7 separate regions of the Homo sapiens genome follow, and regions 1, 2, 3, 4, 6 and 7 are each linked to region 5. Evidence: chromatin loops called from intact Hi-C (ENCODE). Cell type or tissue: PC-3. All regions are shown on one strand.

Region 1 (4,000 bases), 380 kb before region 5:
AGGCCTATAACTATTAAATAAATTTAATCAGTAACTGGTAACCTTCCAAAACAGAAAGCACCAGGCCCAGATGGGTTCACTGGTAAATTCTACTAAACATTTATGGAAGAAATTACACATATTCTCTACAATCTTTTTCAAAAGGTAGAAGCAGAAGGACTACTTCCTAACTTATTCTATAAGGTCAGCATTATCCTAATATGAAAACCAGACAGATACAACAAGAACACTACAGAAATTTCTCTCATGAACGTACGTGCAAAAATTCTCAATAAAATATTTACAAATCAAATCCAAAAATGTATAAAAGGAATTACACACCATGACTAAGTGGTATTTATACCAGGTATGCCAGACTAGCTCAACACTTGAAAATCAATTAACAAAATCAATCACATGAACAGGCTAAAGAAGAAAAATCACATGATCATATCCATATGATCAGATCCATAAAAAGCATTTGACAATATCCAAAAGCCGTCTGAAGACTGAAAACAAATATTATCAGGCAGACTGGGGAAGGAGCACAGAACTTAAAGTTCTGAAGTGGTACTGAGTTTACTATGTTTTTTCCTTGCATTTTACCTGGCTTGGAGAGCTCAAAACTCAGAGAAGTATCTACTGGGTAAGATCAGAAAAAACTCCAAGAGAATCCCTCCCTTTCTGGTCTGAGGACCAGAAAAAGGGGCCCTTATGGCTCCAAGAGACTGGAGGAAATCTCCCCCTTTTTTTCCCTTTCCCCCTTTTCTTCCATCCCAGTTCCCAGGCGGATATGGTAGTGGTGACTGGGCAAGCACCTGAAGTCTGAGAGAAGGGAATCTTTTTCTCTTATCCCAGGAGTTGTGGTCCCAAGGGTGTGAAGTACATCCTCATTGCTGTTGCTTTTTTCTCTGTCTGTTCTCTCATCACTTGGTCTGGATGAAGACACAGCTACAGGAAGTGACTGGCAGAGTAGTTATGTCATGGCTCTGCATGACACGTAGATGACAACAGCACAGCAGCCCCATTCAGGGGTGGTCCTGAAGGAGTGGTGAAGTGAAGAAGTGAAGCCCTCCCTGTGGCAGAAATTTGAGCAGGGCCTGATTGTCCATTTTGATTGTAAGGAGAGATAACAGAGGTACTGTTCTATACTGACTCATGGACAGTGTTTAATGGTTTTACTGGATATTCAGAGACTTGGAACAATTAGAAAACTGATTACAAAGATATCTGGTGTCAAAGAATTTGGCTGTATCTCTTTGAAAGGGAACACACATGAAGTAATCTATGCCCCATGTGAATACCTGACAAAGAGCAAACACAGCAGAGAAGGGGCTGCTTAACCTGGTAAACAAGATGGCCTGTTCTGGGGACTCAGTCAGTCTCAGCCAATGAAAATGGCCTAACCAGCCACTCTACCCTACCCTCATTAACAAAGGGATGGAGTTTATACATGGACTTAGCAAAATGAACTTCCACTCATCAATACTAATCTAAGGCCACAGCTGAATGATCACCCTACAGTCCATACATGTGCCGGGGGACAGGTAGGTACATATGCCAATATATGGTACCATTCATAGGACGATCAGAAAATTACCTCTCTGCTCATTTCTAGCTCCTTGTGATTTCCCCTTCCTTCTTAATAAATCAACTATAAATTTAAAATAAATTTTGTTACATTATTTACCACTTCTGTGTTTATAGTGTGAAGGTTTTCAGGTTTGTCTTATTCTGCCCCCTTGTGGGAACTAGCTCTTCAAACTTTCACTAGGAAAAAAACATTAAAACCAACTGCTCTTCATATGAAACAAAACAAAAAATGTATCAACTCTATAATAATTTTCCCCAGGCTTTACCAATAGATACCTTCCTAATAATTTCTTATCCAACTGTTTATGACCCTTCAAAAAGACTTACAAAGTTTTTTTATAACTTTTATCTCTTACCAGAAAAATTCACATAAGAATATTTTAAAATAAAATCTTTCTAGATGTTCATACCTTTTCTGAACTTCTTTTTTTTGAGATGGAGTCTCGCTCTGTCGCCCAGGCTGGAGTGTAGTGGCAAGACCTTGGCTCACTGCAAGCTCCGCCTCCCGGGTTCATGCCATTCTCCTGCCTCAGCCTCCCAAGTAGCTGGGACTACAGGCGCCCGCCACCACGCCCAGCTAACTTTTTTTTTTTGTATTTTTAGTAGAGACGGGGTTTCACAATGTTAGCCAGGATGGTCTTGATCTCCTGATCTCGTGATCCACCCGCCTTGGGCCTCCCAAAGTGCTGGGATTACAGGCATGAGGCACCGTGCCCGGCCTTCCAAACTTTTTAGTTGTCATGCTTTTATTCCTTTTCTATCATAAAGGTGAATAAGCAAGGAGCGGCTTCTACAAGGCTTCTAGTGTTAATTGGGCCAATTATCATAAGCTAAATAGTCTATTTAATATGTTCTGATACAAAATGTGCTTGGGGCTACGTATTCCAAGAGCTTAAGATTATAAATTAATTATCATAATCACTTTGCAAATCTGAACACTCATATATGCGGAAACAGTGGAATACATAATGGGTTACTTAGACTATCAACCAATATACAGATTTTAAGAAATTAAGAATTTAAGTATGTTCCTGGAGGGATGGCCATGCTATACTGTTAATTGAGAGAGAAGGGGAGAACTAAAACTGCATTTTATTTTTCAAAAACCTTCAAACTGGTTTATATATGCATACGCATCCTTGCATATGCCAGTATGAGCTCAGAGGAAAACATGGAAAGATACAAACTGAATGTAGGTATTTGTTACTTTAGGAGAGTGGAACAGGAAGAAGCCTTAACATATCCTTTTTAAATGTCTACATTGTTTGGTATAAATTAACTTTTTAAAAAATTAATGAAACTATAACAATACATTCTAAGACATATCCCTAACATTCTAAATAATAATGAATTATTGGCCTCAAGTTGGGGCTACGTATTCCAAAAGGCATCTCAAGTTTAATTTTATAAAAATAGTGTTTTAATTTAAAAAATCTACAACAAATTAAATTTCTGAAGAAATACAGAACAAGCAATAAAGATATTTCAGAGGGATTTATCATTTAAGCTCAGATCTTCCAAATATTATCCAACCACCAACAAACAAATATATACTTTATATATCAGAATGAAAAGGTTCTAAATACATGCTACCAACAATACTGATTTGAAACTTGGGATGTAGATAACTATAAAGCCAGAATATAATATAAAATTAATATTTCCTGTAGGAAAATAATAGTACTTTCACAACACTATTCTGATAATTAAATGAGGATTATGCACCTAGTTTACAACCTGGCACATAAACAGAACGGTCTTATTCATTAGTAATGCTACTATACTAGATATATTCTTATACTGAGATAAAGAAATAATACACTGAATATTGAAATAATTTCCTTGTCACTCTACGTAATTAACCACAGTTGGTTCAATAAAGAAATCACTGTAACTTTCCAGACTGAAGAATAATTTGTGTGTTTCAAGAGCATAAACATCTCATTTCTACTAAATATTTTACATATTTGCAAGGAAAGAGGATCAGAATATAGTATATTTGACAATTTAATATACTAGTTCTATTGACACACCAGCATGTATTAATCAAATAAAGTTGGCTACAAATAATGGAAATCATGCAAAGCCACATCGTCCGCATTTTCCCATCTTCCAGCATGAGCTGGTTTCGTGGACATCATTACACCAGTACACATCTTGTACACCAGAACTCAATGCCTGCATAATGCTATTTTTGCAAAAGAAAATAAAAACTGGGTTTCAATCATATCATGCTGGTTCATCTACCCACTTAATGTCTAGAACCAAGTAAGTTGCTTACATATATATGATCACTAATGAAAAAAATCATTTAATGCAGAAAATGGAGCCAGTAAAACAAACAAAAAAACCAACTCTGATAAAGTAACTCAAGATTTCTGAAATACAGAATCCGAATTCCAGGAATTGTAGTTTCCTTCATCAAACT
Region 2 (4,000 bases), 700 kb before region 5:
TGGCTGCCCCCTCAGCTGGACAGGATTCGGATGTCAGCTCAAGCTTAGCACCTGCCACAGCAGGCTCAGGGTTTACTCAGCAGTTATCTAGCCTATCACCTTTGCATCTCTGGAGGTCATTAGAGTCTATGGTTTCCCACAGGAGGATGAAAAGCTGGAAGGGACCATCCCTTAATCCTGATGAGAGCCATTTATGTAATGGTATAGTTTGCAATTAAAACACTGACTCTAATATGGAATAAGTTTAAATACGGAACAGAATCCAAGGCGTTTTCTCAGATGCAACATCTATAAATTTCCTGGACAAAGTATCCAGTGGAGGAAAGAGTAGGATAAGAAAGTTTTGGATGTACATTACAGATGAACTGATTTTTCCAAAGATAAGGAAAGAGAAGAAATTAAAAGGAGATACACATGAAACAAATCCATAATATGTTAAATACTTCCAAAATCCAATTTGTAATCTTCCTCTTCTCTCTTTTCTTTCTCATGCAGTTAATGAAATCACAATTCTCCCAAATGTCCGTCTTACAACTCTGGAGTTATCTTTAACTGTTCTATCCTTATTTCCTACATCTAATCAGGCTTCATATCCAAAATACCTCTTGCACATAGCCCTTTTTTGTTCTATGCTGAAAGCTACTGCCCTTGGGTTAGGACCTCATTATGCCTCATATGTTCCATTACGATGGCTTCCTAACTGATCTCCTGGCTCCTTTGTCAAATCTGCTGTTCACATACTGCCAGAGTGATTGTTTTTAAAGCATAACTCTGCCATCAATTCCTTATTTAAAATTTTTAAAGCCTCCCCAGATTCCTTTAGAATTAAGTCCAGATTCTTCTAACTTGGTCCTTTTCCATTTCCACATACCTTTCCAATTTTATTTTCCGTAGTCCCCTTACATTTTACTAGACAGCTTGCATATTTCTCCAAACCTGTCATTCCTCTTTGGCCTTTCATCTATGTTACTTCCTCTCCCTAAATACAAAACATTTTTCCTCTTCGAATTTCAAAGTCTGTCCTAGTCTAACTCAACGGACGCCTGTATCAGAGCACTCAGGATTCTCCGCTTTTTAAGGCATTTATCTTTGTTTCATCTCTTCCCTGCCACATTATAGACCCTTTGAGGGCACAGGTTATAGTGTATTAATTAAAAAAATCAGAACCACTCATAGTTCCTAGTATAGTGTTCTGCTAATAACATAGCCTAAATAAATCTTTGTTGAATTCATTAAGCCTCTAAGTGTGGAAAAAAATGAAACAGTCCAAAGATGAAAATGTCTTCACTGGTAAGGGAGAACAAATACCTGGAATCTATGGCTACGGAGCCTCTACTGGCACATGACAGGTACTTTGCAGCTATCTAAAGGTTATCAGTGGCTCAAGAGTTCCTGCCTCTTTCAGTGGACTTGGTTTGTTCTGGAATATTACTCTGGACACATCTTATCTTGAGAATCTAGGCCCAACCTTCCTCCTCCTTGCTTCCCCAGCAGAATGAAGGGAGAGAGCATGAAGCCAAATTTCTTTGGTAGCTTATATGGGGAAGGCAAGAGCCACTTCGCACCCTGTAAGAGCAACTCTCTGATTCTGACCCAGCCTTGAGTCTGAGTCTGTGGAAAAAAATCTTACTTAAGGGATACAGCTAAAGATCCAGTAAGTCTCTGACTGAGCTGTAGTTTGAAATCTTAGAAGAAACCTAATTTCTTCCTAATTAAACTACCCTCAGCTGCTCTGGCCTAGGCATAATTCTTCAGGAGGTTGGTTTTCTTGAAGGAAAGTACATGTGCTTGTGGATGTAATTACCGACATTTGCGTCCAGTTTACTAATAGTGGAGGCTAACTGGAATGACTGCCTCTGTCTCTTGCTTCAAGTAAATGCTCAAGCTCCACTAGATGGCACTGCAGAGTCACCAGTGATGAGCTTTTTCTACTACAGAGGTCCATCATCAGCAGCCACTGTTATGCACAGGTGATAGAGGTCACAGCAACCAACAGGAGCCTGACGTACTTTATGATGGTGGTGTGATCATCATCTCCTTTAACTTATTTCCCATTCACCAGGAATTTGTGGATGTTGGTAAGTGTCAAAAGGAATTTATTACTACAGGGTAATAATCTTGATCCCCCAAATAGCATCCCAGAGTCAGCAGGGATCTTCACTGGCATTTGCCTCCTTTGAATTCAAGAAAAATATTAGTTGTGCAGGCTTACAAAAGAATTGATAAAGTCAGAACACAATCCCCGGAAGATGAACATTTATTGAGTATATATTTTTAAAAAATCAAAGTTTGGAGACTACTGATCTGAATGAGAATTTAGAATATGTTAATTTCATTTAAATCCCTCAAGTCATAAGGAAATAGAGAGTATCAGAGTTAAAAACATTACACTGAATACAAGAGGGGAGGAGATAGCCTTTCATTTTCCAACCAACTGGATTAATATCTGTTCTTAGCATCTCCTGGGATCCATTGCTGGAAATCATGAGTTCACCAGGTAATTATGGAAACTGGCCAGCCAGCTCTAGCATTCCAAGACTAACCTTGTGCAAGCAGAAAGTCCACGGTTCCTAGATGGCCTTCGGAAGCAGCCATCATCAGGGGAGTGCGGCCCTGCTTGTCTGCCATGTTGACATCAGCTCCATGGGTGAGTAAAAGATCAACAATCTGCAAGTGCAGAGAAACAGGGACCAATTAGCCCAAAGAAGAGCTGCTGAGAAGACACGTGCACACTATCTCTTACTCTGTAGGAATTCCTACTGCTGTACGAGTCACCCATGTATCTTTCCACTTCCCCCATAAGTACCTGTATAGTCCTAGTACCATGTGATTTAATCTCTCTCAGGGACAGTCAAATGAGAAGGATTCAACTCTCAATGTCTGACTCAGCTACTAAGTAAAAAAGAACTTAACAAAGGCCAAGATGTAGGATTAAACAATCCCATAGCGGAAGTTCCAACATAAATCACTCCTTTATTGCCCTCTAGTGGTTGCAAATCTGCCTGTAGTTAATACTTGCAACTGAACTGAACATAATCAAGTGACTCTGGTAACTCTTTAGGGCTGTTTGGCTTCTACAGCCTTTTTTCTATTGAAATACTTCTGAAGATTATTATCAGTGTGCTTTCCTTTCCATCCTAAGTGTATAAATTAACATTTATCCAGAATCCAAACATCTAAAAGGATTGTGTTGTTAGAATTTGCATTCACTGTATTTTCTTTTAGTAAGTCTCAGACATCTGCAAGTAAGTGATTAGCAGAAGTCCGCTGAGAAATGAACCTTCCAAGGAGTCTTTGGATGCTGTGAAATGTGAGAAGGAGGTCACTCTATCACCAGGACATAAGTAGTTAGTCCTTCTATACAATCTGTATCAAGTGATGGTTTTGAATGTTAACTGTCGTATTCTCAATTAACCAGAATACTCATAACAAAGGTCCAAGTCCTCAAACCTGATCACTGCTGGGTAACCCAAACTTTACTTGTGATCATTTTGCTCTGTGCATCAGAAGTCCTCACCTAGAACTCAGTCCTGCCTGAGGGACTGGAAGTGGTCGCCCTGCTTACCTGCCAGTGGCCCTGGCGCACTGTGCTGAATAGTGGCACTGCTCCTCGGCGGTTTGGCTGGGCCACTGCCGCCCCTTGTTCCAAGAGCAAACGGCACACCTCCAGTTTGCCCCTTCCGGCTGCAGCTGTTAGGGCTAAGGGCAGAGAACAAAGATTGAGGATAGGTGGTTCTGGTCCTCTCCAGCGCTCCATGTTAAACGTGACATATCCTTGTGTTTCATTAATGTAATTGCTACTTTACTTCTAAGAATAATGATTTTTGCCACCTTTTCCATAAAGAAAAGTTCTAAAGAAAAATAATGAATAAAGACACATTTAAATTGCCTCACAATATTTGGAGACAATAATAATAAATCTATTGAAAATTCACCTTTAATCAAACTCACTTGGTTTCATTTTTCCTAACCAGACTGTCTTCTCTGCTTTGGTCTACCT
Region 3 (4,000 bases), 87 kb before region 5:
GGCGTTGGTGGTAGTTGATGGAGGTGGTGGTGATGGTTGTGGTGGTGGTGATGGAGGTGGTGGTAGTGATGGAGGTGGTGGTGGTTGATGGAGGCAGCAGTGGTGAGGGAGATGATGGTGGTGGTGGTAATGGTTGTGGTGGTGGTGATGGAGGTGGTGGTGGTTGATGGAGGGGATGGTGATGGGTGGTGATGGTTGTGGTGGTGGTGGAGGTGGTGGTGGCAGTGGAGGTGGTGGTGGTGGTGATGGAGGTGGTGGTGGTGATGGAGGTGGTGGTGGTAGTGATGGAGGTGGTGGTGGTGATGGAGGTGGTGGTGGTGATGGTGGTGGTGGTGGTGATGGTTGTAGTGATGGAGGTGATGGTGGTGATGGAGGTGGTGGTGGTGGTGGTTGATGGTTGTGTTGGTGATGGTTGTGGTGGTGGTGATGGAGGCGTTGGTGGTTGATGGAGGTGGTGGTGGTGGGTGGTGATGGTTGTGGTGGTGATGGAGGTGGTGGTGGTGGTGCAGGTGGTGGTGGTGATGGAGATGGTGATGGAAATGGTAGTCATGGTGGTGGTGGTGATGGTGATGGTGTTAGTAGGCACCCTTGATTGAACACTCCCCAAGGGCCAGCCATTATTAACATATCACCAACTGTATGCCTTGTTGATGTTAACATATCAACAATCTGCAACTTCCTCTTACAGATGAGGAAAGCAAGAATCAATGGCATTAGTCAGCTCGCCCAAGGTCACTATGTTAGAAAGTGGCAGAGCTGGGGATTGTCGTGTTTACCAGGATTGAGTTACAATGAGTCACAAAACCCACGTCATCCCCACAGACATTGATGCACATTCTGCATTTTGCCCCCACAGTGGTACCTTCTGTACAAAAGGCAGCCCGACTACGTATGCTGTAGTCAGGGGGACGCACTAGGGGGGTGGGGGGTCAACACCAATGGAGGAGGGAAGGAAGAAGCCCTGATCTTCCCAGAAGGAAGAAATAAAAAGTTACCTGAAGCCTTCAATTTCAAGACTGCCCTCGGCCAGTTTTGCCACATGATCAGAGACTTATTTATAGCCATCCGAATCCTGACACGTGCAATTGAAAGGGGAGAATGTTCTTAAAGTCTAGGGTAAGGGAAGCCGCTATTGGTTATGAATTACAAATACATTCCTCTCCTGACCCATGGATTCTGTCCTCCCCTGCCCAGTCACCTTAGGCTCCCCCCACCCGCCCCGCACAAAAACAACATCAACAGCTGACAGAAAATCATTTACAATTACAAATACAAAGAAAACCAGCCCTTGCAGGGAATAAGGCAAAGGTTCTTGCTGCTTCTACGACTGTGAGTCTGGATATTTGCTCTGCCCCTGTGTTCCTTCTCAGCAAAGCTATAACTTTGAGAGGATTCATGTTTGATTTACGTAGAAAGATTGCTTGGCTCTGTCAAGATAAAAGTTTAAGTACCTGCCTTGCCACTGGTTTGTTCTGCTCCTCTGTAAAAAGAGGAACAAGGAACTAGAGGGAAAAAATTTTTTTCAACTTTGCAAACCAATCTATTCTTCCTCCCCTTTTGGTAAAGAAATATTTAAGTCGTATGCATTCTTGGAGAGAATTTTCAAAAAACACTCAGCCCACAAGAATTCTGTTCATCCCACAAAATCTGCCTTGGTCCTGGTGCATTTGCTAACACTGCCTCCTCCACTTTCAGCCCATCAGCATTTTCTTCTTTTGCCTTTAATACCAGTAGGTTAGGACGGCACAGACATCTGCCCCTTTCGGAAACAACACTCCACGCCAGTGCTCTTTCCAAACACAAGCTCCCATTTGAAGTCCTTGTAAAAGGATTGGAACAACAAAGGCACACGTTTAGCTGAACTTCGTTACACTTTCCAGCCGACTCCCTTTAGGATTACCTGGGTTTCTCTATGATTGGGTGTTTTTTGTTTGTTTTGTTTAACTTATTATGGTTACTGCCTAGTGTTCTTTGGTTTTTCTTGCTTAAATTATTAAAACAAACAGAGTCCAGTGTTTATTATGATGACTTACTATCTATGTGGCATAGTTTTTGAAAAGAAGATTAACTGTGGGACAGATGTTGTCCCTTCCCAAGCAAGTTGGAGTGAAGCTGCATCTCTCTCCCCAGAATCTAGGATTCCACTTCCTGCAGGTGACCACTTGGCTGCTGTGATGAGCCCGGAGGCTAGAGTGTCACCTGCAATTCAGACATAAAGCACGATGTGAATAACTGTCCCAATTCCAAGGAGTAAATGTTTTGTTAGTATCGGGTCATTTCTATTCTTAACCTTACAGCATAATGTCAGGCTTACTCATGGCGTGAAATTCTGGTAAGTCCTACTGCATCACGGAAGGAGATGCTTTTTCTAACAGAGGGCGTGAAACGTGCTGAAGGAATCTTTCCTTTCTCAACCCAGCCAGGAAGGGCAGTTGTCAGGCCTAGTTTACAAACAATATTGTTGGTCTTTACTTCAAATTCATTTTCTATGACAGTGGATAATTTGGCCCTGGCAAGGCAAAGTTGAATTGGGCTACTGGATCTGCAAGTATAGAAACATTCCAAAAAAGTTTTACTGGGCTGGGTGTGGCGGCTCATGCCTGTAATCTCAGCACTTTGGGAGGCTGAGGCAGGCCGATCACCTGAGGTCAGGAGTTCAAGACCAGCCTGGCCAACATGGCAAAACCCTGTCTCTACTAAAAATACAAAAATTGGCTGGGCGTGGTGGCACACTCCTGTAACCCCAGCTACTTGGGAGGCTAAGGCAGGAGAATCGCTTGAACCAGGGCGGTGGAGGTTGCAGTGAGCCAAGATCGTGCCACTGCACTGCAGCCTGGGTGACAGAGCGAGACTCCATCTTGGGGGGAAAAAAAAAACTTTTACTATTTTGAGGTACTTAAAATCAGTTGAAATTTCCATAGTACATGATATCCTCAGGTTTGTTCAGTCCTAGTACTACAGGAGAAATATTTTGGTACCAGATTTTATTTTAATTTTGTTAAGAAACATGGGGAATTATTTTCATTGGTAATTTTATTTTTCTTATTTTGCACTTAGGGATTGATATTTTCCTCCAAAGCAAAAATGCAATTCAACTAAAATTATTATTATTAATTTTTTGAGACAGACTCTTGCTCTGTCACCCAGGCTGGAATGCAGTGGCACTATCTTGGCTCACTGCAACCTCTGCCTCCCAGGTTCAAGCAATTCTCATGCCTCAGCCTCCTGAGTAGCTGGGATTACAGGCATGTGCCACCACAACTAATTTTTATATTTTTAGTAGAAACAGGGTTTCACTATGTTGGCCAGGTTGGTCTCGAACTCTTGGCATCAAGTGATCAACCTGCCTCAGCCTCCCAAAGTGCTGGGATTACAGGCATGAGCCTCTGGGCACCTGGCCAGCTGCAATTCAGCTAAAATTAAATGCTGGATGCTGGGGGATTCAAAGATAAGAAGTTGTCCTTACTCTCAGGGTTCTCAATGATCAGCAGGAGAAACAGGCTCAAAACCACAAACAACTACCTACAATAGGAAAAAAATATGTATAATTCAAGCTTAAATTAATATACATTGCAACTCTGACAATTAATTCGGCCTGGAGAAGAGAGGGCAGAGGAAACTAAAGAGAGGCAAGGCCACAGCAGCAGGCTTTTTAGTAGATCAGTCGGTTTTGCCAAGAGAGCTTCTAACAGAGGAGATTCCAAGTGCAGGAAACACACATGCTCTGATGTTGACAATTCTCATCCCGCAACTAGGGTGTCATCTCCAGGGTCACAGTATAGTGAAGGTAGGAAGAGGGAGGGGCCATGAAGAGAATGACCAGAAAGAGAAATTCACAAGGTGTAACAGGTGCTGCCCTCCTTGAGAAGGCAACAGTTGGGTACATTCTTGACAAAATGCCTCTCAGTATGTTTATTGTTTGAATTTATTAAAGTAATGGCTATTACGTCTGACCTGCGTTTTTTTTTTTTTTTTTTTTTTTTTGAGACGGAGTCTCGCT
Region 4 (4,000 bases), 120 kb before region 5:
AAAAGTGGGCAACCATCCAGAAAATGTGCACTCGGGTGTAGGAGCCTCCAACATACTATGAAGCTCTCCTGCTGAGCTGGCAAAAGCTCTTTTAGCTTGAGGCTTCCAGGTACATGTGCCCAGGTGTACCCTGTATGAGCCATTTATACCGTAGTGCGAATACTTTTCAGATCAATTTGATTCAATAAATATTGATTATGCATAGCTGCCCTAAGCAGATTTTGAAAAGGCTGTTGGGAGCTTCCTTCCAGACAGGGAGGGAAAGGGCGCAGACAGGAAGGCTGGGAGAGTTGACAACAAACGTCATCTAGCTCAAGGTCTAGCCAGTGTTTGGTGCTGCTGAGAAATGCTTCCTCTCAGAGGGAACTGACGCGCCAGCACCCACCACTGAATGGGGCCTCCAGCAATTCTTGGAGGCCTTTCACCATCCCTCACCGTGAGAACCTTCCTTTTCCTCTCCTTCATCTCCCCTGTGCCCCCACCACCACCCAGGCCCACATCTACCTCTATCGTAGAGCTTACTCTATGGCCTTGTTTACTTTCCTACCTCCCCGCTAGCACAAAGACCGAATATTATTCCTCTGTGAATCCGCAGAACCTCGAACAGTACTTAGCACTTAAGTGCTTGATCAGCGTTTGATGAATGAATACATGATTTTGCCTTCCCACCTCATGCAGCACGAGGAGGGGGATGCTAAGAGAGCCTAGCATCCCCACCACCATGGCATTTGGGGTGAAGGAGGTTGCAAACACCTGCATCAAACTGTGCCAGCATTTTTCAACGCTGGACACAACATTTTGAAACAAAGGTGAAGGGGAAGAGGCATAGGACAGGTCAGGGCATGCGGTATTACCACCCATGTGCACACATACCCATTCATATGCTGCCAAAATGTTGCTCTACCCTTTCCCAAGCACCCCTGTTACTGTTTAACCCAACCTCAGTAGCCTTCTAAGAGAAAGACCATTATAATGACTTGATCTGCATTAAAATAAAAAACAAAGTATGTCAAAACTTTTTCCCACAATCATAGGGCTATCACACTTTTTAACAAACTAAACCTCCACCATATCCCAGCGTTCGATATACTGCAAGTAAGTGCCTGGCACTCAGAAAGCTCAAGGTTCCAGCAACAGTTGTGTGGCCTTGGATAAGGAACACAGGGAGACTCTTTGTCCTCTTGTTTCTTCAGTGTATTAAAGGGAGATAGTGGTATATTCAAAGGGCATGAAAAAAGCTTAACATGAGTCTGCATGGAGCTCTTTGAAATGCATGAAGGGCACTACAGTGGATAAATTCAACACTTGTCCTAGTGTTCACTCAGAACCCTTGTCCGGACATTTATAAAATCCCTCTGTGGACATGTACACACACACACACACACACACACACACACACACACACACACACGCGCATGCATGCACGCACGCACATACACAAATATATCTAAAAGTGCTTAATTGTTTTTAAAATGTTTAAGTAAATACATTGTAATGATTATAAGGCCTCTGTACAATGTATCTAAGGCAAGCCTGCCAGGATAAGAGCTATTTGAGAAACTAAATCACATCATTGAAAGAATAGCAATGAGGCAATTGATGAAATATTGCATTAGCAGTGGCCTCTGACCCCATGTAATGCCAACCAAATGCTTTTTCCTCTCTTTGTAATTTAATCATTTTTCAATTAAATTAATTTCTTAAAATCACTCAGATAAGCCGCCTGTATTAAACACACACACGCACAAACACACACACAACTTCAGGTGTAGGTGAAATAAAGGACACTCTGCAATCACAATCACTGTGTTGTGATTCTGCTCCATTCTGGAAATGAATGATATCCTGTTTCCTTTTTTCTATATCTGACGAGAATTTTGCATAACTTCTTCCTGCTACAGTGTGAAGTCAAAGGCCCCCAAATACCCCCCAAGACAGAGACCCAGTCGCCACAATATAAAATTATGAAAGTACAGCCATAAGAGGCCCATAGCATGTTTGCTGGACAGACTGACTGGTTATTTTTAAAAGTTTACTTTAATACAAATGAACTGGCTGGGAAGGTGGCTTTGTAAAGGGAGCAACTCAGAAGAGTGCTAACAAGCCCGCCCCGCACGTCTGTGCTCAGGCTTGCTGGGAGAGCTTACTCCACACACATCCAGGAATTTGTTTGAGGACAGAGCGTGGTTAGGTCATGTTTTAAGAATGTTCTCTCATTATCCTGACTCAGAGGGCGCCGTGAGCCACAGAAGGGACGTTGCACAGTGATACCTTCTGTTCTGTCTGGTTTTCAAGAACTGCCTCACTGTACTGATGGCTGGAGACTGATGTCGCTCGAGGTTAACTCCTTCACGTCTTCTTTTTTACAGGGCTACAGGAAGAGCCCTTTTTCCTGTTGACATTTTTCAAACTTTGTAACCTAGGGGTTAGGCTTGTTAAGGGAGGGGAGGAGAGTGTCTAGGAGCAGTGACTGGAAACAGAGAAGAGACTACATGGAAGCAGAAGAGAGAACCAATTGAAAAGTCTGTAAAACCAGCCAAGAAATCTGTTCGGGAAAATAGAAACCTAAGAGCTGTGGTTTGGCAAGGAACTTTGACTCTTAATGAGAAAGGCAGAGAGAAGAGAAGGAGAGGAAGGATGGAGAGGGGAGGGGAAAGGAGAGAAGAGGAAGGACAGGCGGAGATCAAAAGAGAAAGAAAAGAGAGGGGAGTAAAAGGAGCAAGACCCAGGATGCAACAAAGAGGGACATCAGTAAGGGACATTATGAGGATTGCATTGGAACAAGAGGCTGGAAGTTAAAAATCAGGATATGCGGCCGGGTGCGGTGGCTCACACCTGTAATCCCAGCACTTTGGGAGGCCGAGACGGGCAGATCACCTGAGGTCAGCAGCCTGACAAATATGATGAAACCCTGTCTCTACTAAAAATACAAAAATTAGCCAGGCATGGTGGCATGCACCTGTAATCCCAGCTACTTGGGAGGCTGAGGCAGGGAGAATCACCTGAATCCGGGAGGCGGAGGTTGCAGTGAGCCAGATCGCGCCCGTTGCACTCCAGCCTGGGCGACAAGAGCAAAACTCAGCATCAGAAAAAAAAAAATCAGGCTATGCTACCCAACATGGAACATCTGGTCATGTGTGTGTCCCAGAACTGGGGAAAATTTCTTTGATAATTCATATTTGATCATGTCTCATGCTGATGGACAAGCTCATGCTTGAGTGACATTTTGATGTTTCATCAAAGGCTGTAGTAGGGATCACGAGGTCATAACTACCAATTCTAGTGGGGAACCTTCTCATGGGTCTCTACAATATGCTCCAGACGATATATCAGATGCACACACACACGCGCATATACGTGCATGCACATACGTACGCACAGAGGAATGCACATACACTTTAAAGCCATTCCATGGCTTTCCATTGTGCTTAGAATAAAACCTGACTCCAACTCTCACAACCTCACCAGGCTTCCCTCACAATAGTCTTCCAGCCACACCTTAAGCTTTCTTGAATCCCCTGAGCTTTCTCTCACCTTACAATCATCTCAGTCCTGTTTTCTCCACCCCCGGAGGCTGGCTTCTCTTCATCCTTCAGGTCTCACACAGAGAGGTCATCTTTGACCACCTGTGTAAATAGGGTCTCCCTGCTCCTCCCAATATTCTCTGTTGTGGCACTCTATTAGTGTCCTGGCACTCATTAGCATTTGTCAGTCAGTGTTTATTTATTTTTTAAATTTTTTTAATTTTTAATTTTTGTGGGTACATATTAGGTATATATATTTATGGGGTACGTGAAATGTTTTGACACAGGCATGCGATGTGTAATAATCACATCATGGAGAATGGCAAATCCAGCCCCTCAAGCATTTATCCCTTGTGTTACAAACAATCTAGTTATACTCTTTCAGTTATTTTTATTTATTTATTTATTTATTTGAGACGGAGTCTTGCTCTGTCTCCCAGGCTGGAGTGCAGTGACGCGATCTCGGCTCACTGCAA
Region 5 (4,000 bases):
CAGTAACAGTGTCCAGCACCCCTTGTTTTGTCCCCCAGCCTGTCACAAAGCCCCTCTTCTTCCTGGGGAAGAGCACCAGGCCCTCTGCACCGGAGCCCACATCCTTGCAGCCTGGCACAATGGGCTCCCACGGAGTACACAGTGTTTCTTATTGTGGCATAAAATGCCATAAAGTCAGAACAAAGAGTGAGCCCAGGGCCTTGATGGGTCTGCTGCTTCCTGCCGCGCAGAGAATACAAGCGATTGTTTCAAAGCCAGTGGTGAGGCAAGTGGCCAATTAGCACGGCCTTCACCCCCACAGCCTGTAAATGTGATTCGGACCATCAGAATGGGATTCTGCTATTCAGATCAATTGCTCAAAGGAAGCGAGTCTGTTCTCGCTGCCAAATTTAGAAGCCCGAGACAGCAAAGGTGACCCAGGTTATGGCTGCAGCTCTCGTCAGGATGAGGCTGAGCCCTGCCAATGCTTAGCACTCACCCAGCCCTCAGCACCTCTGCCCATTTTCCTGCCCCTTTAAAGTGGTGTAAGGGATTCCTAGAACGTTGCTGCGACTAGGAGGTTATACATCTGTTCACAATCGTATTGGAAAAAACAATTCATTTCTCATTGTCTTCTTTCTTGTAGTTGTCAAGAAATTACCCACAACCCAGAACAGAGGAAAATGAAAGTAGGTTTTGGGGGCCAGTCCTGCCATTTTGAGGGTGTTTGCTAAATTACTCTTTTTCTGTGACTGTGTGGAACCAAATGCCATGGAAGGAAGGAATGACCACCACCCAGAGGCAAAAATAACCCCGCAAAGCTTGGGAAAGTCAGCCGCAGCAAACAATCAGGAAGGCGAGGCCAAGTTCACTGGATGCAGAGCAGATAAGAATTTTAATTCATCCTGAACGCAAGGAAAGGCGCCAACAAAGGGAAGAGGTTATCTTCCGGCATGAGATAAGATTTGTTCCTTTTCCTTGCTGGGATTCTCCAGCGTCCAGCACTTGGAGAGTTTGGGGGTTGGTTTTTTTACTGCCAGGATTCCTCTAGGAAAACCCTCCCCAAGCCCTGGCAGGGGCTGTCTGGCCCTTACCTGAAGGGACCACATTCACTCACAAGCTAGTGGCCTTGGTGGATTTGGGGTCTGCTGAATTCAGAGGTTGAACAAAGCAAACAGGTCTCCCAAGAAAGGGCCCTCAAAGCGGGCAAGACGGCTCTCTGCAAACAGGTTCGAGAAAAGCCTTCTCCCTGTTCCTTTTTCCATTAAAAAAAAAAAAAAACGACTGGAGAAAAACGTGCTTAATAAAGCAGGCGGGCTCGAAGTCAGACTCGGGAAGAACTTCATCAGGAGGCAGAATCAACACCGCAGTGAATCCAGCGGTGTGTGACAACTGGGTCCCCAGAGATTCTTCTGGGGGAAAATTTCACAACTGCCTGTCCAAAAGCCCTTAGAACAGTGGCTCCCACATGGGCTTTGCCATCAGAATCACCCGGGAACTCACCAAAAACTCGGTTTCCTGGGCCCCGCCCAGAGATTCCGCTTCAGGCGATGGGGTGGGGCCCTGGAATCGTGTTCACACCGGACCCAGGTGATCCTGACACAGCCGACTGCGGGGGTGCTTTTGAGAACTCCCAGTAGTCCTGCCTGGAAGGCGCGAACCAGCTCAAAGCTGCTCGGGGTGGGGCCCAGATTACGACCCTAGAGAAGCCAATTTATTATTCCGGGCACGCAGCCCTGCGAAGCCGAACTGACCATTTTCAGAGACCCGGAGAGGGCCCTGCTTTCCGCTCTTTTCCACAAAAGGAGCCCGGGAGCCCCAGCCCGGGCGCAACCGCGGGGTCTGGCCGATCCCAGCGCCCCCTCGCGCGGCCACCCCCGACCCCGGCCTCGCCCCCCCGGGCCTCCAGCCTCCGCAGCCGGGAAGGGCGCTGCGAGGTCTTTAAAAGACCTTTGTGTCGCGGGCGCACGCCGCACCTCCGGGGAAAACGCCCTGCGCCTCGGCCCCGCGGCTCCCCGCCGCCGCCCGCCCCGCGCGTCCCAGCCTCCGCCTCGGCGAGGGCCTCCCGCTCCGGAAGGGGCGCGACGGGGAGCCCGGCCTGGTTGCTGCGGCCCCGCGCTCCGTCCAGCCGCGGCCGGGAGGACAGGGCAGCAGGGTCCCGGCGCCGCGCCCAGGCGCCCCCTCCCCAGCCCCGCCCCGGAGACGCCTCGCTTTTCCCGGTCCGGGGAAACCTGCGGCGACCGGGCGCGCCCGCGTGGCTTCCGCTGGGCAGGGGCGACCCCTAGTGCCCAGGGCGAGCCGCGCCGAGCAGGACCGAGCCTTTCCCCGCACACCCTGGAGCCTGGGCTTGGGGCACCCTGGCCTTGAGCCCCGGCCCCAGGGAAGACCGACGTCTCCGGAGGGCAGAAGAACATCCCTAGGGTGGTGCTCCGAAAAGAGTCGCCACGGGAGGCAGGGAACCTGCCGCCCTTCCCTGCTGCTCCGAGGCAAATGGTCCCACAGAGGGAGCGACCCACACTCATTTGTCATCCTTCCTCCGGGAACTGGGACCCGCTGGAGGATCCACCCCATCACCAACCCTCCCCTGCCGCTCTCGGCCCCAAGGTGGAGACAGCCAGTTCTCCCCTGGAGGCCCAGGCCATCTCCACCTGCCCCCAGCTCAGCACACACCCCAGACACGGGTGGGCACAGCCGAGGCCGAGGAGAACCCAGCACAGAGGGACCATCCTGGGGTGCTGACCAGTCGCAGCCTTGGCCTGGCTTCCCGCCAGAGCCGTTCTCAAGACAAGAGCCAGGGTAGCCATTGGCAGAGCCATGGGCACCCAGCCTCCCCCATAGGCCACACTCCCTTGGTCCCCTGGCATCCTGGCATGACTCGCCTGGTTGGCAGCACTTTGTTAATATGGGTTGCCGGAGGTGAGTCACAGCTGTGACCTGCTGCCCTAGCTCGGTTGAGGTACACAGGAGGAAAAGAGGCAAAACATCAGGGCACACCAGGTAGCACAGAGAGGTGCCAGCCTCTTTGTGACTCTGTGGTGCCCATGCCAGCCTGCTGACCAGGCCCCCCTCCCTTGCACGTGAGAACCAAAGCCTCACACAAATGCCACAAGTGAAACCGAGGTTAGGGCAGCTGGGGAGAGTCCCTGGGTGTGCCCAGGAACCAGCACCAGGACAGCTGCTTCCCAGTGGCACAAATAACTTCCCAGTGTCACCAAGACAAGGGGTGGTGGGTCGGTAGTGGGGGCAATACCTCCTGCAGATATGCAAACAGATGAGGACAGGGGCAGGAACAGGGGCGGGTGTGAGGGCCCTTGGCCAAAGGCTGGGCCAGAGCACCTCCCCAAACACCCAGTCAAGGCTACTGGCTTTTGGAGAAAGCGCAGGATGGACGAGGGGATGGGGGCAGCTCAGGGGCTTGGGCTTCCTTGGGTAGAACTGAGAGGGTGAGAGGGTCCAGGTAGGATTGAGGGGATGTCAGTTGCTCCTGCTCCGTGCAACAGTTTCTTCCACAACAGGCAGAAACTTTCTTTCTTTTCTTTTTTCTTTTTTTATTTTTCTTTTTGAGATGGAGTCTCGCTCTGTCACCCAGGCTGAAGTGCAGTGGCACGATCTCGGCTCACTGCAGCCTCTGCCTCCCAAGTTCAAGCGATTCTCCTGCCTCAACCTCCTAAGCAGCTGGGATTACAGACACCCGCCACCACCCCTGGCTAATTTTTTGTATTTTAAGTAGAGATGGGGTTTTGCTATGTTGGCCAGGCTGGTCTCGAACTCCTGACCTCAAGTGATTCGCCGCCCCCCGCCCCCCGCCCCTTGGCCTTCCAAAGCGCTGGGATTACAGGCGTGAGCCACCACGCCTGGCTTAAACTGTTTCTAAATTGTCAGAGAGCATTCACTCAAGCCAAGGGGGAAAGAAACATATTGAGACAAGAGTTTCCCCGAAGAATAAAGGAGACCACCCACCCCCACCAACTCCACCTCCTCCACTGGGACTGCACTGCGTCCCAGTGCCTCTTGCTCTCCC
Region 6 (4,000 bases), 76 kb before region 5:
CAGAGCGAGACTCCATCTCAAAAAAAAAAAAAAAAAAAAGAACAGTTGTTTGCAAACCTTCAGAGTATAGGCTGCCCATCCTGAGGGGATGCAGAACTTATTCAGCCTCTTCCCACAGGGTCCACAACTCCAGGGAGGTCCTGGAGCTAGTCTCTCAAGGGAAGCTGTGAATAAGAAGGCTGGCATGTCTCAAAAGAGAACCAAGGTCAGACAGATCCAATGTCCACAGCTCAGTGTATTGAATGTTGCATCAGGCACTAGAGTTGCAAAAGATTCTCCGTCAATCAGAAAGGGGCAGGAGAATGATATATAGCTCAGTGAGATGATGTAAACTCAAACAAAGCCTTCCTCCCTAGGTGGAAATATCCCAAGTCATTTCCTCCTAGAGATTGCAGCACCTGAAAACTCGAAATAGCATTTGCCTCTGATTTGTAAAGGCAGGTTCCTTCTCTGATTGAGTGGCTGTTATGAAAGTGAATTGCTTAATCCATGGAAATTTTTCCACCATTCAGTCACTATGTGCTTCTTACCACTACCAAATTTTGACACTTATATTGCAGTTTTCATCACTTGTTCATTCCTTAACCCAGACTCCAATTGTCACAATTCTGATGAGCCTGGAACGAACGAGGCATTTACCATCAAATAATGGCTTCAGTGTCAAGGTATCCTTCCAGACAACTGCCTTGAGGTGGGCAGATCCCCAAACACACAGTTAACCTGCTGGCTGCTTCATCCTGGCATAACCTCCTCACCACAACCAGTGGCTCTAACTGCTGGTTATGCAGCAGTTGGATTTCATCTAAGTCCAAGATGAAGCAATACCTATCAAGCCTGCGCTGAGAAGTTCTTTAGAGTGGTACTTCCTAAATACATTTACAGTCGTGGCTTGGCATAGTAGAAAGCATTTATGAAAGGCCAGCTCTGCCTCTCATTACAATGTGAATTCAGGCAAACCACTTGCAAGCACTTCAGTTTCCCATCAAGGAGATACTTATTATGCATATCTCGTGGGATCATTGTGAAAACGAAGGAGACTTCTAAGTGGCACACTGACATTACAGTACATTATAAACTGCCTTGGTGTCCAAATATACTTGCAAGTGATGCTCCAACAGGTATTGGTGGAGGAGAAGGTTCTGAGGCTTCTAGAATCCCTCAGCCCAGTCCCAGGCCACATTTTTAAAAGCCAACCTAATATGGCAACTTAATTTTAGAGCCTTTTCAGAGTTACGTACAACCCTGTGAACTGTTTCATCAGATTGGAATTTAACAGGGAAATAAATAGTGGCTCTGCATAACCCACTAGAAAGTGGGTAATTTAGTAGACTAAAAAGCAAAGAGGCTTCTGGATATACGGAGAAAGCAACGCCCCTCCTTCCCAGGCACCGGCGAGACCGCTGCTGGCCCAGAGGAGCTTGCTGTGATTGACAGAGGCACGGAAGGAATTTTGTCCCCACGAACCTTCACAGAGAGGGGACAGGAGCCCCGATTTCCCCATAGAAGATGATGAAAATGATTAATTGGCGCAGGACATGGTAAGCCGCAAGCTTCTAGAAAGCAACACATCACGGGCCCTTCTCATCTTTCCAAGATCCTGTATCCTCACTGGAAAGGACGTCGTTCCAAATGCACAAGCCTCAAGGACTGAGAACACGTTCTCACTGCATTTACTTCATGGGGAAGAAAGGTAGAGATCACTGTCAGTTTTTTAAGTGCACCATTTGCTCTGCTAATAAAAATAAGATTCTAGTCCTTTCACTGGTGGCAACCGAGTGCTAAATATTTAGATTCCAGGTCACCAGGACTCAAGGTTACATCGGAAGGAGGCGTAGGCAGTGAACCTGATACCGAGAAGCAGCTGGCAGTGCCCCAGGCCTGGCCCAGTGTGCTGTTCACATCAATGAAGTCACTTGACTGTACCAGCAAGCAAGGTGCGCCTCCAGAGGAAGGCTGTTACCCAACGTAAACACTGTAATTGTTTTGTTCATAAGAATCCACACGAATTTTAGAGATTAACATAAAAAATAAAGTCTTTTCAAGTAGCCTGCAATGGCTTAAAAAGTCAGAATGTCCAGCCATGCATGAGAGCAGCAAAGGTCTAAAACTGTGCCTTTCAATACAGTGGCCACTAGGCACATGTGGCCATTAAACTTTAAGTTTAAATTAATTAAAATTAAATGTACTGTGTAGATCCCTAGTGGCACTAGCCACATGTTACACACTCAAGAGCACGTCTGGTCAGTGGCTGCCATATTATTTTTTGTTTTTTGGTTTGTTTTTTTTTTTAGACCGAGTCTCGCTCTGTCACCCAGGCTGGAGTGCAACGGTGAGATCTCAGCTCACTGCCACCTCCACCTCCCAGGTTCAAGCAATTCTCCTGCCTCAGCCTCCCGCATAGCTGGGATTACTGGCACCCGCCACCACGCCCAGCTAGTTTTTGTATTTTTAGTAGAGACAGGGTCTTGCCATGTTGGCCAGGCTGGTTTCAAACTACTGACCTCAGGTGATCCACCCGCCTCGGCCTCCCAAAGTGCTGGGATTACGGGTGTGAGCCACTGCACTCAGCCATCCGGCTGCCATATTGGACCATGCAGATCTAGGACACTTCTGTCACTGCAGAAAGTTCTGTGGCACAGCACAGCTCCAGATTATAGTCAAGCTCAAAAACAAAACAAGACCCCATGAGCCAGGGAAGGGTTTTGTTTCCCAGAATCCAGCCCTGCATAATCCATAGCACAATGCTTTGCATACTGCGGCTCCTAGCAAATATTAGCTCTCGGGTGACTCAGCTGTCCGTGGAGGCTGGCTCGATTTGCATTTTGTGTTTTTCTATGACCTGGGTATATCTGCATGACTCCTTTCATTCCCTATTGATTCATCCTATCGTGTCCGTGAAACCTTCAGCTTCTCCACTTTCAAACGGCTCTTGGGGAGACATCCTCCCATTAATCTGTCAATGTCAACCCACTGACACCCTTTACAGTGTCATGAAAGCAGCCACGGCTTAGGATGTGGCATATGTGTTCCATGAATCATGCTTTTAATTTTCTCTAATTTCTGCTTGCCCATTCTCAGATTCCTTGTGGGTCGGGCCTCTTCTTTCTGGCCCTAGGCCTGTGTGCTGATGAGGCAGGTCGCGCATGCACACGCTGGTTCTAGCTGCCAGGGGGCCCCACCCTGGGAGGCTGTGAGTCACCCTTAACACCTGGCGTGGTGTTCTTCACAGCCGCCCTCTTGACTCTAGCTCAGATTCTGCGCCCTCGAGGTGCACTGGGTAAGAACGCAGCTCTGCACGCAGCATCTGGAGCCTGAAACGCACGTCATGGAGAGAGAATGTGCAGCCCACGGTTTGACAAGTGCAGATCTGTGGGAATTTTCCTTTGAGTTTGTTTTCCATTTTAGCCGTTGCTCTGTTCACCGTGGCAGGTCCCACAAGCCCCTCAGGCTCATGGTGCTGAATACATCATCATCTCCCCTCAAATTGTTTCCTCTTCCTGAAGTTCTTATTTCTGCCCAAGCCAGAATCCTGGAAATTATCTTAGACTCTGCCTTCTCTTTCTTCTGCTCCTCCTCCTACTTCCAGCAATCAAACACTGAAACCTGACTGTCTCCTCTCCTCTCCCTCAAATCTGTCCACTTTTACCTGCCTTTGTAGGGCCCTCTCTTTTCTTGTCTGGATTTTTTTTTTTTTTTTTTTTTGAGACAGAGTCGTGTTCTCTCACCCAGGCTGGAGTGCAGTGGCGTGATCCTCACCCTTCTGAGTAGCTGGGACTACAGGCGTGCGCCATGATGCCCGGCTAATTTTGTGTTTTTAGTAAAGACAGAGTTTCACCATATTAGCCAGGCTGGTCTTGAACTCCTGACCTCAAGTGATCCACCCGCCTCAGCCTCCCAAAGTGCTTGGATTTGTCTGGATTATTGTCATTTCCCTAATGATTTTGTCTTTACTTTTCCCCTTACAGGCAGTCTTCCAGGCTGCTATAAGAGAGATAGATAC
Region 7 (4,000 bases), 180 kb before region 5:
TGGCAGTAATGAAAACAATTTATTCTATTGTGATCAAAAAGACACTTTACCTCAAGTTTTATTTATCTAAATAGCAACTATCATGGCTTAGTTTTATTACTTGTACATCCATTGTAGTTAAAAGATGGGTGTTAGGCTGAATCTTTACTGATCCTGTTATTTTCTAATATCAAATTATTTATTTAATACCTTTTCTAATAAAATGAGAGGGTAGGGCCAGGCGCAATGGCTCATGCCTCTAATCCCAGCACTTTGGGAGGCCGAGGTGGGCAGATCACCTGAGGTCAGGATTTTGAGACCAGCCTGGCCAACATGGTGAAGCCCTGTCTCTACTAAAAATACAAAAATTAGCCAGCCATGGTGGCATGCATCTGTAATCCTAGCTACTTGGGAGGCTGAGGCAGAAGAATCACTTGAACCCAGGAGGTGGAGGTTGCAGTGAGCCGAGATCGCACCACTGTACTCCAGCCTGGGCAACAGAGTGAGACTCTTGTCTCAAAAAATAAATAAATACATAAATAAATAAATAAATAAATAAAATGAGAGGGCAGAAAAAAATGGTGGTTACTTGAATCTTTTTGGTTGTATGGATTGTGTGTAGTATTTGGTATTATTTACTTATTTGTGTAGGTCCATTGTAGCATATTCCCAACCTTTGGGCTTGGGACTTTAAGCAAAATAAAATTAAAGGCCTTAATTCTCCTAAACAAATATTTTGGTTTTTATTTAATGGTAAAATTAGATAACATTAACAATATGAACAGGCTCAAGAAGGGTTGAGATAAATTTATATACCAACCCCGTCATTGTGTGAGGGCTGCTTCAGAGCTGAGTTGGGTGGTCATGTCCCAGCGCTTCTGCCTTCCACATGGGTAGGTTCAAGAAGGGTTGAAATAAATGTATGGAACTCGACTGCCTAATAATAGATTAAGAGAAATTAAGGAATTGGGAATGTATTCTAATTTCAGAGAGCAATGCCGTAGAAAACCACCACCCTTCTCCATAGAATATTACTTGAAGAGTATTAAGAGAAACACTGCATTTTTCATGCATTTCTCAAGTTTATTTCCAACAGCTTTCCTTCAAAACTCATTTTGCTTCATCACTATCTAATCTCCTAATTTTATCAGCATTTTCTAAACCTCCCAGGAGAAAAATCTGAGAATAGCACTTTCCAATAATGGGTTCTTTAAAATACTAAGGTCTGTGATATGCTAATAAGGTTCTGCCAAATAAAGAATCTCTTTAGGGAATACTAGATTAAAGAAAATCACACAGGTTTCACTTCTAGTAAAGGCCAAGTAACTCATGTTAGACCAACCCTTCTGTAGACAAAGACTAAATTCTTGAGAAAATATACTCTCAAAAAATACAGACAACTATTTGAAGTTACTAAAAAATGATCAAAAATGGGCTGTAATACTGAAGAAGGGAATGGCATTGGATGAATTTCCCATTTTTACAGCTTTTGGTCCTAGAACAGGCTCTACAGAGAGCTGTTCCAGGAAGAATGGTTAAAACTCAAATAGAAGCTCAGTGTTACTTGGAGAACTAGAAACACAGCTCTGGATAACTACAGCAGCTAGCAAGTGGGGGACATCTCAGAAAGGAGAGAACCAGAAAGGAGGAGGCCCAAATTCTATGCATAAATCTCTGGCTGACATCTGAACCATGCATGCATGGAACAGATTCCAAGAAGCCCAGCTAAAAATAAATTAACTGAGATTTTAGTGATGTCTTTCTCCAGGAAGACAGAGTTTGCAGTGTGAGTTCAGCCAGGTTAACTTTCTGCTAAAACAAAAACGGAAATCTCTTTAAAGGAACATCATAAAATTCAGAATGTCTATACCATATCATTCACATTGTCCAGAATGCAATCCAAAATTACTCAGCATACAAAGAAATCAGAAAATGTGACTCCTACAAGAGAAAAGATAATCAACAAAGACCGACACCTAGAGGACCCCAATATTGGAATTAGCCGACAAGGATTTTAAAGTAGCTATTATAACTATGCTCAACAATGTAAAGGAAAATATGCTTATAATGAATTTGACCACAGAACATTAAAGAACATCTCTATGGAACACAGTTTGAGAAATGCCACCCTAGAGATTCAAATGAAGCTACCTGCAATTAGACTACAAACAAAAGACCCATAGTTTTGGGTTGACTCTGATATTGAGTCAATATTCAGTAGGGCAAATACAATTCTCAGTTATGAGTCAGAGAAAAAACATACATTATTTGCTTTGTGCCAGATAACATCATTTCACAAAATAGGCTTTGTTATTTTTGATTTAATATAAAGTCTGGGTTTAGAAAAGTTAAATTAATTATTTGCTCAAGGTTACTCAATTAGTAAGTATAGACTGGGATTCAAACTCAGTTTTGTCAGACTACAAAGCCCACACTCTTCATTCTGTTCTATTCCCTTGCTGCTGAAAGTGTGGTGTGTGGACAAGCAGCAGCAGAATTGGCCTGAGAACTTGTTAAGAATGCAGAATCTCAGATCCTGGTGAAGACCTACTAAATCAGAACCTGCATTTAACCATGTGTGTAATTGCCATGCACATTGTATTAGTCTGTCTTCATGCTGCTGATAGAGAGATACCCGAAACTGGGCAATTTACAAAAGAAAGATGTTTAATGGACTCACAGTTCCACGTGGCTGGGGAGGCCTCACAATCATGTTGGAAGGTGAAAGGCTTGTCTCACATGGCGGCAGACAAGAGAAGAGAGCTTGTGCAGGAAAACTACGGTTTATAAAACCATCAGATCTCGTGAGACTTACTATCACAAGAACAGCACAGGAAAGATCCATTTCCATGATTCAATTACCTCCCACCAAGTCCTTCCCACAACGTGTGGGAATTGTGGGAGCTACAATTCACAATGAGATTTGGGTGGGGACACAGCCAAACCATATCACACATTAACGTTTGATAAGAATGAGTTTATTTTAATCAGATAAGAGTTATTAATCAGCTAAAATTAATCAGATAAGTTATTAATCAGATATTAATCAGATAAGATTATTTAATAAGAGTTTATTAAATAATCAGAGTTTGAGAAGCATTGGTCTATACCAGTGGTTTGCAGTGTAATCCCTGGGACCAGCTTCAGCATCACCTGGGACTTGTTAGAAATGCAAATTCTTGGGCCTAATCCCAGAACTATGGAATCAGAAAAATCTGTGTTTTAACAGGCACTTCAGGTGATGCTAATGCCTATTAAAGTCTGAGAACCACTGGCCTACTCCATGCGGCCTCACATGAAAAAGTAACTGAACCTAGCTAGAAGAGGAAGTGAGTGAAAGGCAAAAGTGAGTGAAAATTGGATTTTGACAAAAATAAACCAAGACCCAATAGGGTAAAGTTTCAAGTAATAGCCTATGTGAAGAAAAGCATACAATTTGACTAAGAGACATAAAAGATGACAAATCTAAAATGGCAATGCTTTACAAATTAACATACCCACTTAATGTAAGTTGAATTACTATCCAAGTGAGGAGCTTGATAAAGAAATCGTAAAGTTCATACAAAAGAATAAATAAGCAAAAACAACCAATAATTTTTTTAAAAAGAAGGTAAGTGGGGGAGGCTAACTCTACTAGAAAAGTATGCTAAAAGAGCTACAATAAACAAAGCACGAGAATCTGTAACTAGATTAACAAAATAGATTATGTGTCTTCTAACATAGTAATTTTCAAAAAGAAGGGCTTTTTTCAACAATGCACGCCATCCGCTGGAAATTTTGTTAAGCCTCCCTTTAGGATCAAACTCTCCAGTTACAAATCCTTGCATATTGTTATTTTGAGTTTTGTGGAGGTAGCAAAAATAGTAAGATCCACTTCCCCACAGTATATAAGAATTTAGCATATGATTAAAAGGACATCTCAAATTAATAGAAGTATAGAATATTTAATAATTCATACTGAGGGAAATGATTATTCTGGGAAAAATTAAGTTAGTGTCTCCCATCAGAATTTTTACCACAT

Evidence for each region. Hi-C counts contacts between places; a loop is a spot of excess contacts. Peaks named below come from ENCODE experiments on the same cell type or tissue, not always from the same donor. Only the 100,000 strongest peaks of a DNase experiment are listed, where the experiment ranks them.
Region 1: it touches region 5 in a loop (8-fold over the local background); 11 of 110 quality-filtered maps call a loop at or near these places.
Region 2: it touches region 5 in a loop (11-fold over the local background); 84 of 110 quality-filtered maps call a loop at or near these places.
Region 3: it touches region 5 in a loop (7-fold over the local background); 4 of 110 quality-filtered maps call a loop at or near these places.
Region 4: a loop joins it to region 5, with 9 times the contacts of the local background. A loop is called at or near these places in 9 of 110 quality-filtered maps.
Region 6: a loop joins it to region 5, with 4 times the contacts of the local background. A loop is called at or near these places in 5 of 110 quality-filtered maps.
Region 7: it touches region 5 in a loop (5-fold over the local background); 6 of 110 quality-filtered maps call a loop at or near these places.

Annotation. Positions count from the first base shown.
Region 1 is chr17:63,080,175-63,084,174 of GRCh38, reverse strand. All of the region lies in intron 3 of TANC2 (tetratricopeptide repeat, ankyrin repeat and coiled-coil containing 2), which reads right to left. Among named protein-coding and RNA genes, the nearest start is that of TANC2, 120 kb to the right of the region's middle. In PC-3, CTCF peaks have their summits at 1,514 and 1,719 (motif pointing left); no DNase peak of the experiment used is centred here.
Region 2 is chr17:63,404,821-63,408,820 of GRCh38, reverse strand. TANC2 (tetratricopeptide repeat, ankyrin repeat and coiled-coil containing 2) reads right to left here. Exons shown (of 28, transcript NM_001394998.1): 20 at 3,566-3,699; 21 at 2,544-2,667. All of the region lies in intron 2 of LOC105371856 (a long non-coding RNA gene), which reads left to right. Among named protein-coding and RNA genes, the nearest start is that of CYB561, 39 kb to the left of the region's middle. In PC-3, CTCF peaks have their summits at 1,693, 1,894 (motif pointing right), 2,791 and 2,993 (motif pointing left); DNase peaks (open chromatin) are centred at 1,900 and 2,850; H3K27ac peaks cover 556 bases.
Region 3 is chr17:62,789,054-62,793,053 of GRCh38, reverse strand. All of the region lies in intron 2 of MARCHF10 (membrane associated ring-CH-type finger 10), which reads left to right. Among named protein-coding and RNA genes, the nearest start is that of MARCHF10, 17 kb to the left of the region's middle. In PC-3, no CTCF peak of the experiment used is centred here; DNase peaks (open chromatin) are centred at 753, 1,753 and 2,283; H3K4me3 peaks cover 1,363 bases; H3K27ac peaks cover 3,568 bases.
Region 4 is chr17:62,818,231-62,822,230 of GRCh38, reverse strand. The region is part of intron 1 of MARCHF10-DT (MARCHF10 divergent transcript); the gene reads right to left. Among named protein-coding and RNA genes, the nearest start is that of MARCHF10-DT, 12 kb to the right of the region's middle. In PC-3, a CTCF peak has its summit at 2,221; a DNase peak (open chromatin) is centred at 2,210; H3K4me3 peaks cover 1,007 bases; H3K27ac peaks cover 1,454 bases.
Region 5 is chr17:62,702,207-62,706,206 of GRCh38, reverse strand. It overlaps MARCHF10 (membrane associated ring-CH-type finger 10), which reads left to right. Exons shown (of 11, transcript NM_152598.4): 10 at 626-668. It overlaps MARCHF10-AS1 (MARCHF10 antisense RNA 1), which reads right to left and starts at 1. Exons shown (of 3, transcript NR_147886.1): 1 at 1. RefSeq lists an enhancer at 1-673 and silencers at 1,536-1,762, 1,941-2,350. In PC-3, a CTCF peak has its summit at 2,298 (motif pointing left); DNase peaks (open chromatin) are centred at 1,536, 2,286 and 2,866; H3K4me3 peaks cover 2,389 bases; H3K27ac peaks cover 2,644 bases.
Region 6 is chr17:62,778,385-62,782,384 of GRCh38, reverse strand. The region is part of intron 3 of MARCHF10 (membrane associated ring-CH-type finger 10); the gene reads left to right. Among named protein-coding and RNA genes, the nearest start is that of MARCHF10, 28 kb to the left of the region's middle. In PC-3, CTCF peaks have their summits at 1,749 and 1,951; DNase peaks (open chromatin) are centred at 1,884, 2,844 and 3,194; H3K4me3 peaks cover 1,295 bases; H3K27ac peaks cover 2,662 bases.
Region 7 is chr17:62,886,615-62,890,614 of GRCh38, reverse strand. No RefSeq gene overlaps it. Among named protein-coding and RNA genes, the nearest start is that of MIR633, 56 kb to the left of the region's middle. In PC-3, no CTCF peak of the experiment used is centred here; a DNase peak (open chromatin) is centred at 2,174; H3K4me3 peaks cover 467 bases; H3K27ac peaks cover 1,859 bases.